Regions from separate parts of the Homo sapiens genome. Here region 1 is linked to region 2. Evidence: read pairs that join two places in POLR2A ChIA-PET (ENCODE). Cell type or tissue: MCF 10A. All regions are shown on one strand. Links, peaks and the distances in the headings refer to the core of each region. The heading gives the core; the rest is flanking DNA.

Evidence for each region. Peaks named below come from ENCODE experiments on the same cell type or tissue, not always from the same donor. Only the 100,000 strongest peaks of a DNase experiment are listed, where the experiment ranks them.
Region 1: POLR2A ChIA-PET joins it to region 2 with 7 read pairs; 2 of 35 experiments call an interaction of 5 or more read pairs at or near these places.

Annotation. Positions count from the first base shown.
Region 1 is chr15:59,190,375-59,193,290 of GRCh38, forward strand. All of the region lies in intron 17 of MYO1E (myosin IE), which reads right to left. Among named protein-coding and RNA genes, the nearest start is that of LDHAL6B, 15 kb to the right of the region's middle. In MCF 10A, for the core only: no CTCF peak of the experiment used is centred there; DNase peaks (open chromatin) are centred at 1,197 and 1,707.
Region 2 is chr15:59,481,180-59,484,095 of GRCh38, forward strand. The region is part of intron 3 of FAM81A (family with sequence similarity 81 member A); the gene reads left to right. Among named protein-coding and RNA genes, the nearest start is that of FAM81A, 44 kb to the left of the region's middle. RefSeq lists enhancers at 1,718-1,767, 1,828-1,877. In MCF 10A, for the core only: no CTCF peak of the experiment used is centred there; a DNase peak (open chromatin) is centred at 1,692.

The DNA of each region.
Region 1 (2,916 bases), core at 207-2,706, 290 kb before region 2:
GAAAAGACAATCAGAAGCATCCTCATTCCGATGTCACGCAGGTTCCCAACAGCTGTCTTCCCAGTAAGGCTCTCACAAAAACCACCATTTCCAATTAAGTCTCATACTTGCGGATGTCTACTGTGGGCCAGTCACACACAGTGCCTATTGCAACATGCTAGGGTCACCAAAAAAGGACAATGCTATGATTCCTGCTGGAGCCCACACAGGCAGCACAGTGGTTAGGAGCCAGGTTCTGGTGCTGCATTCCTGCTGCGCCACTGGCCCTGCCACGATGCAACTTCTCTGTGCCTCTCAGTTTCCTCTTCTGTAAAAACAGGAATGGTGGCATAAATTCTTTATTTCTAGACGAGTACTTTCTATGGAAAGCACTTAGTTCGTAGCACGAGCATGTAAAGCTGTTATTATCGTCATCCATTCCCAGCTACAATATGTAAACCAGGATAGGAGAATAGAGAAGGAAGTGGATTTTTCACAGCACAGGGATTCTCAGGAGCACTGTGATGTGCCTGGGCCTGGAGGGGCGAGTTGAATCCATGAGGTATACAGGACAAGGCAGAGGGCTGTGAAAGCAAAGGTACAAGAATAGGAAAGGCCAGTGGCAGGGTGCTGTGGGACAGGAGGAGGGGGACAGATGAAGCTCGAAGTGGGGGTGCAACCTTGGCTGATGGGAAGGATGTCACAATGGGAGTGGTGTTTAAGAGTCTCCAGTTTGATGGGTCTTACAGAGCCAAGAGCCAGAAATGTTGATTCCTCTAAGATTATTAACTTTCAGAAAGCCTCTGTGTGCAAAGAGTTAAGCCGGGCATAGTGGCTCACGCTTGTAATCCCAGCACTTTGGGAGGCCGAGGCGGGCAAATCATGAGGTCAGGAGTTCGAGACCAGCCTGGCCAACACAGTGAAACCCCGTCTGTACTAAATATCCACCTTTGCCCATATAAGTCAGACAGACAGAGACAGAGAGAGAGAGAGAGAGAGAGAGAGAGAGAGAGAGAAAGAAATGTCATGTCAATTAAAAAGGTAATTAAATTGAAAAATAATTAATTTTCCTTTCTCTCACCCTCCAAATCTAAAACTCGCCACTGGCCTTTTCTCTAGTGAGAAAAATGCATGAAAAATGCATTTAAAGGTTCTGCTCATTTTAAAGTACTTTTCATAAACACTGGCTTCACGCCAAGCTTTCGAGGCAGGGAATGCATCACCCATTAATTCAAGCAGAAACGTTCCTCTCCCATGAATCACATAGGAAGGAATATTCCTCATGTTAAAACATTGTTTCATTCATTATAACTTCCACCATCAGGAAATTTTCTGGTAGAAATGAGTCTAGCAAGTCCTGTAATGTTTAAAATTTGGGGGTCATCAAAGCGACACAAGTTGATTTTTGCATATTCCTGGAGCACTGTCACCTCCTCAGTAGTCGTTGATCAGACAATGCCCAGTTGTTCCCTAGGCTATGCCAACTCCATCTTGCAGAGGGAGTCTTTTTCCAAGACTGTCCCTGGCCGTTTACTCAAATTGATCAGGGCTAGAGAACTCTGCAAGGCAGCAATTCAGAATGCAGGGCAAGCAACCTTGCCAGAAGCCAAACAAAAACGCATTTGCAACAGGAAAAGAAAAACCCTACACCTCATAAACTTGTGGAATGAGTAACCCTCTTTACCAGGAGCTTCAACTGGGTGTGTAATCCCAGCCAGTGAAGCACACTGCCCTTTCACGGACCCTAACACTCCTGACTCATGGATGGAGTGAAACCATTTGTTACACAATAAACCCAAACCAGGATTAAGGGTGGAATCCCAGAAAGCGGTCTTACTGGAATTATAAATCAACGCTCGACCAACTAATACCTTGAACTTCTTAAAACCAGTTTATTTGAATGCATGTCATAAAATTCTTTGCTGCAATTCAAAGGGGAATCATTTAAAAAAAAAAAAAAGAAAAGAGAAAATACCATCCTCATCCTATGAGGATTTACTGAATAAAATGTACCACTCATTTAATTTCTCCATTTTCTGATATTCCAATGAATTATGTTGGATTTTTACAAGGAAGTAGCATCAGGGTTGGTGAACTTCCAAGCAGCTATTGCAAAATTTCTATTTTAGAGGGGCTTTCAGTAGAACTATCTACGTGGGGTAGAGGAGGGTGTGCTAGGGGGCATTGATCAGACAATGCCCAGTTGTTCCCTAGGCTATGCCAACTCCGTCTTGCAGAGGGAGTCTTTTTCCAAGACTGTCAAAATGCATTTGTAGGGCAAGTGAGATGTTTTCATTTAAGAGTATTTGCTGGGAAGAGCAGGTGGATAGAGTTTGAAATGGGGGAAGGTGGGCTAAGGCCCCCTTTGGCAATACCTCTGCTTCCAAGACTCTCATGGTTTATTTCTAAGGTTGACTAAAGATTTGGTTGGAGTAATCATATTGGGATATTGATTTAATATCACTGTTCTGTTGTGTGTGTGTACATGTGGATGTATGTGTGGGTGGGTGTACAAGTGTGGGTATGTGTGAGAGGTGAGTGTAAAAGTGACAGAGACAGAGGCAGACTGACAGCCACTGTCTGGAAGCCTTCATTCTGTCAGACTGAAGGAGATCCTATTCTAGATGGACCCTCTTAAGAGGAAGGAACTGAGGGCTAAGGAGATGAAGAGTCTCGCTCTAACAACTTAGTGATAGGTCAGCACCGGGACACAGTCTAGTTCTTTGCTCTAGATCAGTGATTCTCAAAGTGCAGTGCCTGGGCCATCATCACCAGCACCACCTGCAAGATTTTTAAGATGCACATTCATGGGCCCCACCTGAGACCCACTGCATCAGAAACTCGGGATGGAGCCCAGCAATCTCAGCTTTAACAAGGCCTCCTGGGGATCCTGAGGCAGGCTCAAGTATGGGAACCAATGTAAGAGAGCAAAACAAG
Region 2 (2,916 bases), core at 208-2,707:
TAGAGACAGGGTTTCACCATGTTGCCCAGGCTAGTCTCAAACTCCTGGGCTCAGGCAATCCTCCTGCCTCGGTCTCCCAGAGTGCTGGGATTACAGGAGTGAGCCATCGCACCCGACCCCAGAGCGGTTCTAATACAATACCTTATTAATCTGCATAAGAATTTGGAGAGTTAAATGGGCTTTTTTAAATTTCTAAGCATTTTTTAAAGCACATTTTTTTTTCTGGCTATAAAAGTAATGTATGTCCATTGTTGGACATACAAAAAAAAAGAATAAACCATAATTCCACCCTAGAGATAAGCAAAACTTTCACATTCTAGTATTTTATATGCCTCTTAATACACAGCTGGAATCATGCTCCATATTTATTTTCTATGCTTTCTTTTTGCTTAGTATTAAGTTGTACACACTTTCCCTTGTTGCTAAAAACCCTTTATGAACATCTTAGTGTTTCCATAATAATGTACCTTGTGAAATACTTGACATGTGTATCACACTCTGAAGACATCTTTATGCATACATTTTTCTTATTATTTCATTTAATATTAATTCCAAGAACTAGAGTTACTGGGTCAAAGGTTATGAACATTATGAATATATATTTTTTGGCATTGGTCTCCAGGAAAGTTGTATTGGGAAGGGCCAGCTGTGCCTTTTTTATTTCTATTTTTTAGGCAAGCAGAAGATGCTGAAACCTTTTTGATTTTTGATATATTTTTAATATTATAGATTTAAAATATTTGCTTCTTTAATAAGTGAAAATGCTATTTTTGAGGTTTAAAAAATAGACTTTATTTTTTAGAGCATTTTTTGGTTCATAGCAAAATTGAGCAGAAAGTATACTCTCTGCTCCCACACATGCGCAGCCTCTCCCACTATCAACATCCCACACCAGAGTGGTATGCTATAATAGTATGATTTGTACTTCTTATTTCTTTGCTTTACTAGAAAGGTTGAACCTTTTAAAAAATGTGTGTTTTTTTAAGCCCCTTTTTTTGTGAATTGCTTTCCATTTTCATTGCTTAGAGATTGAAAAACAACTCAGATGAAATAAGATTGGTTATAGCCTTTGTCATTTCTGAAGTGTCTATTTTGTTTTGTTTTTTGAGATGGGGTTTTGCTCTTGTCATCCAGGCTGGAGGACAATGGTGTGATCTTGGCTCACTACGATCTCCACTACCTGGGTCCAAGCAATTCTCCTGCCTCAGCCTCCTGAGTAGCTGGGATTACAGGTGCCCGCCACCATGCCTGGCTAATTTTTGTATTTTTAGTAGAGACGGGGTTTCACCATGTTGGCCAGGCTGGTCTTGAACTCCTGACCTCAGGTGATCCACCTGCCTTGACCTCCCAAAGTGCTGGGATTATGGGCGTGAGCCACCATGCCCAGCTCTATAGTGTCTAATACAGTGTATTAGGCGCTGGGCTCGTTCTCTAGCTTTGGTTTTCTGGAGATGGGGTCCAAGAATTTGCATGCGTAACAAGCCATCTGGGTGAGACTTATGTATCCCAAAGATATTTGAGAACCACTGGTCTTATGCCTTACTATAGGCAAAGGTTTGCACCACTACATACAAAAAGAATAAGTGTTACTTTCTATTGACTCTAACTAATAGGTGTTACTTCCTATTAAGAGAGAGTGCACCGGAGCTTGCCAGCGCCTTCTCATCAGTGGGAGAGTGCCAGAACCACATTAGTCAGATGCGAAGTTGTCTTGCAAGAATGTATTCATATGACTCACATTTTGTCATTCACAGGTGATTGTAACTAGTTTGTGTTCCTCTTCATAGAGCAGGTTCATTGAGAAAAAGCTGGAAGCTACAGAAATAATAGATAGGTCTTGCAATTCTAAATTCTTTCTGGTGAATTTTTTTTTTTTTTGACGGAGTCTTGCTCTGTTGCCCAGGCTGGAGTGCAGTGGCACAATCTCGGTTCACTGCAACCTCTGCCTCCTGGGTTCAAGCAATTCTTCTGCCTCAGCCTCCTGAGTAGCTGGGACTACAGGTGCGTGCCATCACGCCTGACTAATTTTTGTATTTTTAGTAGAGACGGGGGTTTCACCATTTTGGCCAGGCTGGTCTCGAACTCCTGATCTTGTGATCCACCCGCCTCGGCCTCCCAAAGTGCTGGGATTACAGGTGTGAGCTACTGTGGCCGCCCAGTGAAATTTTCCTTTTTACTGTCAGTGCCTCAAGCAGGTTTCCACTGAGGGAAACACAGAATATTTACATTCCTAATTTCTTTTTTTTTACTAAGAAGTTTGAAAATCCTGAAAAAAATACACAAGTATTTTCTTTATGTATGTTATACTTCAAAAAAGAAAAGAAAATAGAGTTAAGAAGAGGGAGCACAAAAACAAATTATGTAAGCATAATTACATCTCTACTTGGGCTTTCCTATTCATTTCCAAATGGGCCTGCAAATTGTCAGTACATCAGAAACCATCAAAATTTCTAGAAATAAGTAGTAACAAGCAGATACCCAGGAATGTAATCTCAAGAAACCCTTGGATTGGTGCAGAAGGCAAGAGAAGATGGTGGTTTAGTGTGCCTGTCTCTAGTCTGTTCCCAATCCAGGTGCTACCTTCCTGAACAGTTGGGATAGGCAGGCAGGAAAGCCTGGGGAGCCAGCAGGATCCCATGGTTAGGAGTCTCAGGAGGAGGGTCCAGGCTCACTGCTTCGCACCCTATAACTAAGCCAGTCTCCTGCCCCATGGAGGGGTGGACAGGTTGTAGGGGCGGGCTCGTTCCCCACTGCCTCTCAGCTGGGAGAGCTGAGGGAATAGGATGTAAAGAGGCATCCTCCTGGTACCTCACCTGGAGACAGGCCCTGTGCTTCCCACTGGCTGCACCACCCGTCCACAAGCCCCTTCCACTACTCTCAAGACTACCTACTTAAGGCACTCCAGTGAGTAGAGAG